Regions from separate parts of the Homo sapiens genome. Here region 1 is linked to region 2. A link is a contact called in ENCODE Hi-C data. All regions are on one chromosome and are shown on one strand. The core of a region is the stretch at or near the end of the contact, and the rest is flanking DNA. Distances in the headings are between cores, read along the strand shown. Region 1 overlaps ATG4C (autophagy related 4C cysteine peptidase). Region 2 overlaps DOCK7 (dedicator of cytokinesis 7).

What was found. A loop is a pair of places that touch in the nucleus more often than their neighbours do. Pooled maps may share reads with other maps.
Region 1: a loop to region 2 is called in a map with no recorded cell type, with 5 times the contacts of the local background. The contact joins two enhancer-like sites. A Hi-C loop is called at or near these places in 9 of 37 single-sample maps with no recorded cell type and 4 of 50 pooled maps.

Annotation. Positions count from the first base shown.
Region 1 is chr1:62,796,788-62,802,871 of GRCh38, forward strand. All of the region lies in intron 1 of ATG4C (autophagy related 4C cysteine peptidase), which reads left to right. Among named protein-coding and RNA genes, the nearest start is that of ATG4C, 16 kb to the left of the region's middle. RefSeq lists an enhancer at 4,054-4,103. Within about 2 kb of position 3,689, at least 3 of the 41 ENCODE cell types and tissues checked have a DNase peak (open chromatin) inside an H3K27ac peak, as active enhancers do.
Region 2 is chr1:62,609,208-62,615,226 of GRCh38, forward strand. The region is part of intron 14 of DOCK7 (dedicator of cytokinesis 7); the gene reads right to left. Among named protein-coding and RNA genes, the nearest start is that of ANGPTL3, 15 kb to the left of the region's middle. Within about 2 kb of position 4,209, at least 3 of the 41 ENCODE cell types and tissues checked have a DNase peak (open chromatin) inside an H3K27ac peak, as active enhancers do.

The DNA of each region.
Region 1 (6,084 bases), core at 2,439-4,938, 190 kb after region 2:
TCAAAGTAGAGGTTCATTTCTTAGATGCCAACATTATGGGCTGGGCGCGGTGGCTCACACCTGTAATCCCAGCATTTTGGGAGGCCAACGTGGGCGAATCACCTGAGGTCAGGAGTTTGAGACCAGCCTGGCCAACATGGTGAAACCCCGTCTCTACTAAAAATACAAAAATTAGCTGGGCATGGTGGCACATGCCTGAAATCCCAGCTACTCCTGAGGCTGATGCAGGAGAATTGCTTGAAACTGGGAGGTGGAGGTTGCAGTGAGCTGAGATCGCACCATTGCACTCTGGGTGGGCAACAGAGCAAGACTCTGTCTCGGGGAAAAAGAAAAAAAAAGAAACTAACATTATGAACTTCTAGACATTGTTTTATGTATATATGTACATGTGTGGGCATATGTATATACATATATGATATTTATGTATCGACATGCATAAGTTATATTTATGCTGTTCCCCTTTTTTTCTCACTCAATGCCCTCGATATCTTTTTATAGTGATATAGATCTATATAATTATAATATGTATATGCCATAATTTAGTCATCAGCAGATGATTTTATGTCTGTTAGTGCTGGCTGTGCTATTCTCTTCCATCAAAGAGTTAATAATTTGAGAAATAATTATGTTATTGTTTATGAGTTAATAATTTGAGAAATAGTTATGTTATTGTTAATTATGCTTGTTTTTTCAGGATTGGCAGTTTGATCTCTTGTGATGAAAAAATTCATTTAATGTACATTTCTTAGGTCTAGTAAGGTTGAAAATATTTTGTATGTTTATGGCCTTTTTCTTTTTCCAATTGCCTTTTTTTCTGTTTAGGTTTTTCCTTATTGATTTATAAGACCTTTTTGTATATTAAGGACATTAACTCTTTATATATGTAATTGGTAATTGGTATTGAACTTTTTTCCTTATTGTTGGATTGTAACAACCTTATACTGTTTTTCTTCTTTCTCTACAAAGTTTTCATTTTTATTTAATTACATTTTCCTGTCTGATTTCTGGTTTTGTATATACCATGCTTAGAAAAACCTTTTCTTTTTTTTTGAGATAGAATCTTGCTCTGTTGTCCAGGCTGGAGTGAAGTAGCACAATCTCAGCTCACTGCAACCTCCACCTCCTGGGTTGAAGCAATTCTTCTGCCACAGTCTCCCAAGTAGCTGAGATTACAGGCGCGTGCCACCACACCTGGCTAATTTTTTTGTATTTTTAGTAGAGACGAGGTTTCACCATGTTGGCCAGGCAGGTCTTGAACTCCTGACCTCAGGTGACCCACCCACTTTAGCCTCCCAAAGTGTGGGGATTACAGGCATGAGCCCACTGTGCCCAGCCAGAAAGGCCTTTTCTACCCCAAGATTTAAAAAATAATTTAAATCTGTGTTTCTTTGGAGTATGTGCACATATGTGTTTGCATTTGTATTTAAATATTTGATTCATCTAGAATTCATCATTTATTGAGGTAGTCATCTAGCTTTATTTTAAAAACTGTCTAGCTTATTGTTTTAGCATTATTTATTAAATTAGCCATCTTTTCTCACTTGTGTAGTTATTTTTCATATTAGGTACTAAATTCTTAAATACGCTTGGGTTTATATTTGTGCTCTCCATTATGTTTTATTCAGTGTTATCCTGTGCTAATAAGAAAAATAAATTTAAATAGTACTAAACTTTACTGTAGTTTTATAGTGTGTTTTAATATGTGGTAAGGCAACTCTCCTCTTCAATCGGAATTTTTGGTTATCCTTTATAAAGTGTCTCAATTTGTGATACTTTCCAACATGGCTCAAGGGATCATCTTTCAAAATAATCTCTGATTTCTCCAAAGTTAAGATTTTTAGAAACAGCCATTTTAATATTTGTTTTTTTTTTTTGGAGACAGAGTCTTGCTCTGTTGCCCAGGCTGGAGTGCAGTGGCACAGTCTTGGCTCACTGCAAGCTCTGCCTCGCAGGTTCAAGTGATTCTCCTGCCTCAGCCTCCTGAGTAGCTGGGATTACAGGCATGCACCACCATGCCTGGCTAATTTTTATATTTTTAGTAGAGATGGGGTTTCGCCATGTTGGTCAGGCTGGTCTCAAACCCCTGACCTCGTGATCCACCCACCTTGGCCTCCTAAAGTGCTGGGATTATAGGCGTGAGCCACCGCCCCTGGCTATTTATTTATTTTTGAGACAGTATCTTGTTCTGTCGTCCAGGTTGGAGTGCAGTAGCACAATCATCGCTTACTGCAGCCAGCTCAAGTGATCCCCCAACCTCACCAGTAGCTGGGACTGTAGGCACACGCCACCATGTCTGGCTAATTTTTAATTTTATAGGGAGAAAAACTCACTATGTTGTCCAGGCTGGTCTTGAAAACTCGGCTCCAGCATTTCTCCCCTTCAGCCTCCCAAAGTGTGGGGATTGCAGGTGTGAGCCACCACACCAGGCTCCATTTAAATTTTTGTTACAGAAATAAAGTGGGTTTCAGTCTTTACAGAAAAATGGAATTTAATTTTAGTCATATGAAAAGTAACTATGCTGAATTATTTATTAAACTAGCAACAACTCATCTTTAGTTTAACCTTACGAAAATAATTTTATCGTTCTCAACTACTCTATCTAACAATGATAATGAAAGTATTTTCATAGAATAGTTAAGGATGTGTCCCAGAGGCATTTCAATTGTTTCAAGTTTGGGGGTAAAGTTACTCTGAGTAAATAGTGTAGCTACATAGCAGGAGTTTTGACCAAAAATAATGAAATAACAACTCAACAATTTATTCCACTCCAAGTGCCTTTGAGGTTAGAATATTTGTTTCATTAATTTCTGTATCTATCACAGCATCTTAATTTTTAATTTTAATTTTTGTGGGTACATAGTAGGTGTATATATTTATGGGGTACATGAGATGTTTTGATATAGACATGAAATGTGTCATACTTACATCATGAAAAATGGGGTATCCATTCCCTCAAGCATATATCCTTTGTATTACAAACAATCCAGTTATGCTCTTTTAGTTATTTTTAAATGTTCAATTAAATTATTATTGACTATAATCCCCCGTTGTGCTATCAAATACTGGGTCATATTCATTCTTTCTATTTTTTTTTTTTTGTACCCATTAACCATTCCCACCTCTCCCCAACCTTCTCATTACCCTTCCTAGCCGCTGGTAACCATCCTTCCACTCTCTGCCTCCATGGATTTGTCACAGCATCTTATCTTGCTTTTGTATTTACTTAGGCATCATTATCTAAGATATAGACTTCCCCATATAACATGTCTAATTGCTCACTGTCTTCATTTTTTCCCCATCCAGATTAAGGCATCTTGGTTTTCACACTTGCTGAGGACTGTCCAGAGTATTCTGGATGGCTGGTGATGAGAACTGTCTGAACCAAAAAGTCTTCCCTGTGGCCTTCTTTCTTTCAGACTTAGAAAGAAGATACCTGCATGCACATACTCTCATTAAAAAATTTTGGATCTAGAAGACCAAGCTTGGTGGCTTTTTAAAAATAATTTTTTTAAATTCTAAAAATAATAAATGTTTTTGTATAAGATTTGGAAAATGTGGGCAACTGTGGTATAAAAATAACCACAGAGAAACTACTTTTAACATTTTGCTGTACTTCTTTCTTACTTTCTAACTCCCTTCATTCCCCCTTCGCTGTCCCTGCGCTTGCCTGTGTCATATGACACATAAGTTTCAGATTCTGCATAGTGTTTCCCCATTTTAGGAGACATTTTTAATGGATGCATAATCCATCATGTGGATGCACTATATATAATTCACACATTTTATAAACTCTTTTCCTTTTCTTGCTTTTCCAGATTTTGCTAAATTATGTATGCAGTTTTCTTGAGGAAAATTCGTCTTTCCTTTTCTTTATTCTAGTGTCAGTTAAAAAAAAATTCTAATTCTGGTGAGAGTGCTGCTAGTGATATACCTATATTTCATATCAGTTCACTGATTCCTTTAATAAATATTTTTGAGAACCAATTCTGTGCCAGGCAGAATTTAAGAACAGTCAGTTACAGTATAGTGCAATGAATGTGGTGATACAGGAAAACGTAGGATCCTATGAGAACTAAGAGAAGGATACCTATCTTAGTTTAAAGTTTAGAGAGGGCAGTCAGGAAATCTTACCAGTCTTACCAGAGGAAGTGAAACCAAAGCTGGGTTTCAGGGACTCCATGATAGTAAGGTCATCATACAGTGAGGGTGAGCAGTAAGGCACTTGAGTTAGAGGGAACAGATGCAAAGGCATGAGGTACCAGATAACATACCAAGTTCAGGAAGCTTTGATATTAATATTAAATGTGGTTTCAGCATATGCTGCATGTGAAGTAGTAAAAGAGGAAGCTGAGTAAGTAGGCAGAGGTTATTTCATGAAGGGCCTTAAATATCATCCTTAAGTACCAGGAACTATGCCAAGTGCTAGGGGTATAAACAAAAAAAACAGAGTCCTTGAGGAATGTGTTTATAGCTTTCATTCTCGTTTATGCGTCAGCAGTTCTCAAATTAATATGCCTAGCCCAGACCTCTCCTTTGAGCTCCAGATCTATATATCCAACTGCCTAGTTGATTGACATCCCGAGAATATATCTAGAGTGTAAATTCCAAGAGAACAGGTATTTCATTGCCTTTGTTCTCAGCTGTACCTGCAGTGCCTAGAACAGTGCCTGGCAATAATTTATCTAATGATTAAAGAAAAGAATGGCAGGGCGTGGTGGCTCGCGCCTGTAATCCCAGCACTTTGGGAGACCAAGGTGGGTGGATCACGAGGTCAGGAGTTCAAGACCAGCCTGCTGGGAGGCGGAGATTGCAGTGAGCCGAGATGTTGCCACTGTACTCCAGCCTGGGAGACAGAGCGAGACTCCATCTTAAAAAAAAAATAAAAAAGAAGGCCGGCGCAGTGGCTCACGCCTGTAATCCCAGCACTTTGGGAGGCCGAGGCGGGCGGATCACGAGGTCAGGAGATGGAGACCATCCTGGCTAACACGGTGAAAACCCGTCTCTACTAAAAGTACAAAAAATTAGCCGGATGTGGTGGCAGGCGCCTGGAGTCCCAGTTACTCGGGAGGCTGAGGCAGGAGAATGGCATGAACCGGGGAGGCGGAGCTTGCAGTGAGCTGAGATTGCGCCACTGCACTCCAGCTTGGGGGACAGAGCAAGACTCTGTCTCCAAAAAAAAAAAAAAAAAAAAAAAAAAAGAAAAAAAGAAAAGAACTACTCTCTGCTTGTGTTTCTCAGAGACATCTTAAATACCACATATCTCAAATCAAATTCATAATCTTCTCCCTCTAACCTCTCCCTCTCCTGATGTTTCCTATCTCAGTGATTGGCACCATCTGTTTAGTTTCACACACCAAAGCCTGGGTATATCTTTGGCATATCCCTGTTCTTTACCTTCCATATCCATTGTATCACCAAGACTTACTGAATTTTCTACATGTTTCCTCAGATGTCCATTTCTCCATCTTCACTGCTCCAGTCCAAGCTATCATCTCCTAGTCCTGTATAATACAGGTTGAGCATCCTTAATCCGAAAATCAGAAATCTGAAATTTTCCAGGATCTGTAACCTCTTGAGTGCCAACATGATGCTCAAAGGAAATGCTCATTGGAGCATTTTGGATTTTGGATTTTCGGATTAACGATCCTCAACTAGTAAGTATACATAATGCAAATATTAAAAAAAAAAAAAAAGAAATCCAAACACTTCCAGTCCCAAGCATTTTGGATAAGGGATACTCAACCTGTAGTGGTAAACTCATTATCTACTTTTATTCCTTTCCATGTTCTTCTCCATGCTGCTATTGAAGTAAAACAAACAAACCTACTGAATCTGGTTATGATATTCCTGTTTGAAACAAATTGCTCTTAGGATAAAGAACAAAATTTTTAACCTGGTCTACAAGGCCGTTTGTGCTTTGGCATCTATATAACCCTATAGCCTCATCTCATGCCACTTTTTTAGACATCTCATGCCACTTTTTTAGACTTTTCTGTTTTCTAGTCACATTGACTTTTTAAGTTCTTCCAATAGACCATGCTTTCTCCTGGCTCAGAACTATGATGTATAATTGGTAACTTTTAA
Region 2 (6,019 bases), core at 2,959-5,458:
CTCTATTATAACCCTTAATAAAATGAGGTTTTAATGACATTTTAGGAAATATAAAATAAACTTAAGAATTCTATCTAAAATACAAAGGCTGTTTTTCCTAAATTCATGTTTAGTCCTAAGAACAGTCATACATCTAATAAAATGACTGGGTATATAATTTGAAAGAGCAATAAATTACTACCTTGAAGATGTAAGGTTGTAGCTATTTATCTTAAAATACACAGTCAAACCTCAGTTTCCACACCCAATAGATGGGAATAATAATCCTGTCAAATCTATTAATACTTCATGGGATTGTAATCATCAAGCCAGATAATGTATTTGAATAGCTTTATGAACTATAAAGTTCTAAACAAATGTATATACTTTTTAAAAACAGGTTCTTCCGTGTCATTTTTCACATTCCTTTAAGTAAATAATCTCTACAAACGCTTCCTAACTGAACATATTATAATTCTCAGGACAGAAGAACAAAACTGCCCTTCTCAGAGTTTGCATCTGTTTCTGGAACTTTACTCCTTCCCTTCACAATCTAAGATAACACTCCATCACCTTCAGATGCAAGCCCCTAACTAAAAACTTCTGGGTGGCTATGTTAAAATGTTAGGAAATAGAGCTCTTGACTCAGAATTCTTTTTTTTTTCGAGATGGAGTCTCGCTCTGTCACCCAGGCTGGAGTGCAGTGGCACTGCACAGTGAGCTGAGTGATCTCAGCTCTCTGCAACCTCCGCCTCCTGGGTTCAAGTGATTCTCCTGCCTCAGACTCCTGAGTAGCTAGGATTACAGGTATGTGCCACCATGCCTGGCTAATTTTTGTATTTTTAGTAGAGACGGAGTTTCATCATGTTGGTCAGGCTGGTCCCGAACTCCTGACCTCGTGATCCGCCTTCCTCGGCCTCCCAAAGTGCTAAGATTACAGGCGTGAGCCCCCGCGCCCAGCCGACTCAGTTTTTATAGTTAAAATAAACTAGGACCAATTCGATAGAATAAAACTCAGAGTGGTATAACAAGGACAAAACCAAAATAGCAGAGTATGTGGCAGTAGCTTGAGACATCTATGAACTCTAAAAATAAAAACAAAAACCAATACTTTCTGAAGCAGAGAACCATACACTTGAATAGAAAAAAAAATGCTCCTGAATTTTCAGTAACGTTCAGCTGAAATTTATACTTCCTTAAATTATGAATGTAGTAAACCAACCACAGCAGTATTACCAGTATATAAGATTTTGTCATTAATAGAAACATACATTTACTATTATTATTATTATTATTATACTTTAAGTTCTGGGATACATGCGCAGAACGTGCAGTTTTGTTACATAGGTATACACGTGGTATGGTGGTTTGCTGCACCCATCAACCCGTCATCTACATTAGGTATTTCTCCTAATGCTATCCCTCCCCTAGCCCCACCCCGACAGGTCCCAGTGTGTGATGTTCCTTTCCCTGTGTCCATGTGTTCTCATTGTTTAGCTCCCACTTATGAGTGAGAACATGTGGTGTTTGGTTTTCTGTTCCTGTGTTAGTTTGCTGAGAATGATGGTTTCCAGCTTCATCCATGTCCCTACAAAGGACATGAACTCATCCTTTTTTATGGCTGCATAGTATTCCATGGTGTATATGTGCCACATTTTCTTCATCCAGTCTATCATTGATGGGCATTTGGGTTGGTTCCAAGTCTTTGTTATTGTGAATAGTGCTGCAATAAACATGTGTGCATGTGTCTTTATAGTAGAATGATTTATAATCCTTTGAATATATACCCAATAATGGGATTACTGGGTCAAATGGTATTTCTAGTTCTAGTTCCTTGAGGAATCGCCACACTGTCTTCCACAATGGTTGAACTAATTTGAAACATACATATTTTTATATCACAACTATTATAGACATCTCAAAATATTGTTGATGCTTATTACTATTTAGAAAATACAATAGTTTTTTAACCTGAGGCCAGATCATGTTATTTCATTCATCAATAAACACATATATCACAACTTTAATATTTTGATAATTTTAATTCAATGTAACTGATTTCCTTTGTTATTCTATATATTTTATTTCATGCATTTAAAAACATTTAAACATTACAGATTGAGTATCCCTTATTCAAAATGCTTAAGACCAGAAGTCTTTCAAATTTCATATTTGTTTTGGATTTTGGAATATCTTTATACTCACGGTTGAGCGACCTCAAATCTGAAAATCCAAAATGCTTCAACGAGATCTTCTTTGAGTATCATATGGGTGCTTGAAATGTTTTGGATTTTGGAGCATTTAAGATTTTGGATTTTCAGATTTGGGATGCTCAATATATATTTCAAAAAAGGGTATCACAGGATTCACAAGACGACCACAAGGTACCATGGTACACAAAAAAATTAGCAGCCCATGTTCAAAGGACCTACTGTCATGTAATAACCTAGTTTAAGAAACATGAATTACATGGCTCTCATGTCATAACATCAACAGCACACATATTCTGACTGGCCAAGCTCTTCCTTGAAACAATATTTTAGGAAAAAAAATTTAATCAGTATATAATAAGCTTATTCAACTACTCAAGAAAAAAAAACTGATGATAGTAAAATTCTAAAGAGATCATAAAACATTTCATTTGTTATTGAGGTTAACTTTTAAAAGTCCTTATCTGGCCAGGCATGGTGGTTCATGCCTGTAATCCCAGCACTTTGGTAGGCTGAGGTGGGCGGATCACCTGAGGTCAGGAGTTCGAGACATGCCTGGCCAACACAGTGAAATCCCATCTCTAGTAAAAATACAAAAAAAAAAAAAAAATTAGCTGGGTGTGGTGGCTTGCACCTGTAGTCCCACCTACTTGGGAGGCTGAGGCAGGAAAATTGCTTGAACCCGGGAGGCAGAGGTTGCAGTGAACCAAGATCATGCCACTGTATTCCAGACAGGGCATCAGAGCAAGATTCTGTCACACACAAACACACAAAAAAGTCCTTATCTGTTAGAGATACATACTGAAGGATTTTCAAGTGAAATGATAGGATGTCTAGGCTTTGCTTCAAAAATATTACCAACAAAACAAAAGACAGGACAAGTAACAGATAACACAAAAATGACAATGCAAGTTAATTAATCTGTTCTCTAATGAGAATATATGGGCACAGTGAGGGAACAACACAGACTGGGGACAGTCAGGGGGTTGGGTGCAAGGGAGGGAGAGCATTAGGACAAATAGCTAATACACGTGGGGCTTAAAACCTAGATAACAGATTGATAGGTACAGCAAACCACCATGGCACACGTATACCTATGTAACAAATCTGCACATTCTGCACTTGTATCCCGGAACTTAAAGTAAAATAAAATTAAAAAAAAAATTAATCTGTTCTCTTTACTTTTAGGTGTATTAATTTTAGGTGTAGGTGTATTAATTTGTTCCCTTTACTTTTATAATTTTCCATAATAAAAGTTTAAAACTATATTCAGATTAGATCAGAGAAAATAGATTTACTAAAATTTATTAAGAGATGTATGGGCATATTCCTAACAGACCAAAATCCTTTTGTTTCTCACCCTGACAGTTACCAGGTCTGAACCATTGTATTCATTCTTACATTCTTAGTAACGCACCATGTTTGCTAGATATAGTCTTTCAAAAATACTAAGTAGAAAAACAAAGATACAAACATTCAACAGGTGATTACAACTAAGGCCATTACTGGAAATGCGGCTAACTCTAACAATCCTGCCAAGAATACCATGTGTTCTGTGGACATACCTCTTAAAAACTGGATGTCAGTAAAACACATAAGCATTTGCTCAATTAATGTACCTTGATCTATTACAACTCAAATACAACAGTGGTGATCAAGTAAAAATTTGGAACACAAGTAACATTGCATACAATCTATTACCTAACTTTCAGATGATTTCAAATATCCAATAAAAGATTTTTTTCACCATTGAGAAAGATCTTTATTTGGTTTACTTAATGTTAACAATTACACTAGTACTTTTTCTAAAATACTGTGATAGGGTAAGTACTTCCTTGATAAAGCAAGAATTTGATGTAAACCCCACTTGTATGGTGCAGTAAGAAACAAGTCATTCATTTTCTGATTGTTAGAAACTACCATATATTTGTGTATCTTCATCTACCCCTGTAGAGAATTTGAAAAGATCAGGCCCCTCTTCAGTTAACCCTATGCAAATAAATGTGACCAGCTGTGTGTGGGAGGTAGGGAGGCGCGGGGAACGACAGAGTTTGTTATTTAAAGGTGAAAATCTCTAGCTTCAGGTATAACTTAAATAACAGATTTAAGTCTTTAAGAAGACTCAACATCTTCAAAAGAATATTTTTTAAAGTGTACATAATAAAAGTAAATTAAACTAATATAGACCTCTTTAGACAGCTTTCTCTGAATTATCTGATAACGAACATAAAAATGAGAAGTGAAAGGTGTATAGGAAATCTGTCACTTTCAGAATACAGTTCTCTTTCCTACGATTTCTCAACTCAGTCAAATGCTTCAATGATGTCCATTCATTCCCCCTATATTCATGCAGTTTTTAATTTTTTCCCTATGAGACCCTTTACAATCCTCTCAAGTTTCTCACTAAAACTAAATACAATATGGAAATATTTTCTTAAAACACACATGAACAATGCTTAAATTCCTATTTTTTTCAGATATAAATTTGAACCCCCTGAACTTCAGCTTTGTCATCTATAAAATAGGGATAACCACATTGGTTCTGTGCAGGCTGCTATCAGAGTTAATAGATAATGGCCATATATAAACTAAAAGGAGCCCTAGTGTCAACTTTATCTTCCTTTTTTTTAACATTATTCACTGGGAAAATGTGTACACAAATATTTGTATAGTGACCACTGGTATGTATTATCACAAATTATGTCTTATCCTGAAACATTCCTGAGAAGGCAAAAAGAATCCAAATGAGCTAAAAGATTATCATCACCATGATCCAGCATAACCATTCAGTTAGCAAATATTTATGGAACTTTCTGTAAATTATTGATGATATTTGTATATTAGCTGTCAGCTGCTGAGGTTGTCATACATCCCTTTTCGTCATTCCAAAATTATTTCTACCTATGCTAGGTTTCTAGATATGCTTAAGGTTTTTGTTTTTTTTTAAAATAAACTATCAGTTCCTAAACATATAAGCTGTCCATAAGGCCAAGTTTTTCTAACAGCATCAAATAGAATAAACAACTTTTAATGATTTGGTTTTAAGGTCCCATGGACATTGATGGTCTAATAATACAAAGCAGGCCAATATTGACTCTGATAATCTCCCTTTTAAAATAATTCTCTTATCCAATTATACCCCAGATGCCTAGTACCCTCATGCTTTTCAAACCAATCTCTCTCAAGTTGTATAGTGCATGAGTAAATGTAATCTAATAAAGCCAAAAACAATAACAACTTCTATTGAGCATTTAATATGTACTGCATTACTTTGTGACATGCACTTTACACATATTTAATCCCCATAGATTTCTAAGATATAGGTACTTTTATTATACCCATGTTAAAGGAAGGAAAAATCATTCCTCAATTTTAAATACAGTAAGTCCTCACCTAATGTCATAGCTACTGTGACACTGGATAATGTTCTTGGAAACTGTGACTTTAAGAGAAGGACTTTAAGGACCATGTGCAGCAGGTTCTTGAATAATATCATTTTGTTCAGCATTGTTTTGTTATAACATTGACTGGAAAAAAAATGGTTTCGTCACATGTCATTTAGCTTAAAACCTTAGTTTCCAAGAACCTATTAACAATTTTAAGTGAGAACTTACTGTAATTCCTAAAAATGAAACATGGTTACAAAATACAGGTTACGAGAGCCCATCTCCCAATTTTTCATAAGCTACACATATAGTCGTACCATTTCAAGTAACACAAAAATTATTATTTCTTTATGTAATTTGGAGATTATTTTTAAAAGGGAATGGTCAACTTTATAATCATATTTTGTTAAAGAAACTATTTGGCAAAACAGTAACAACAGGAAA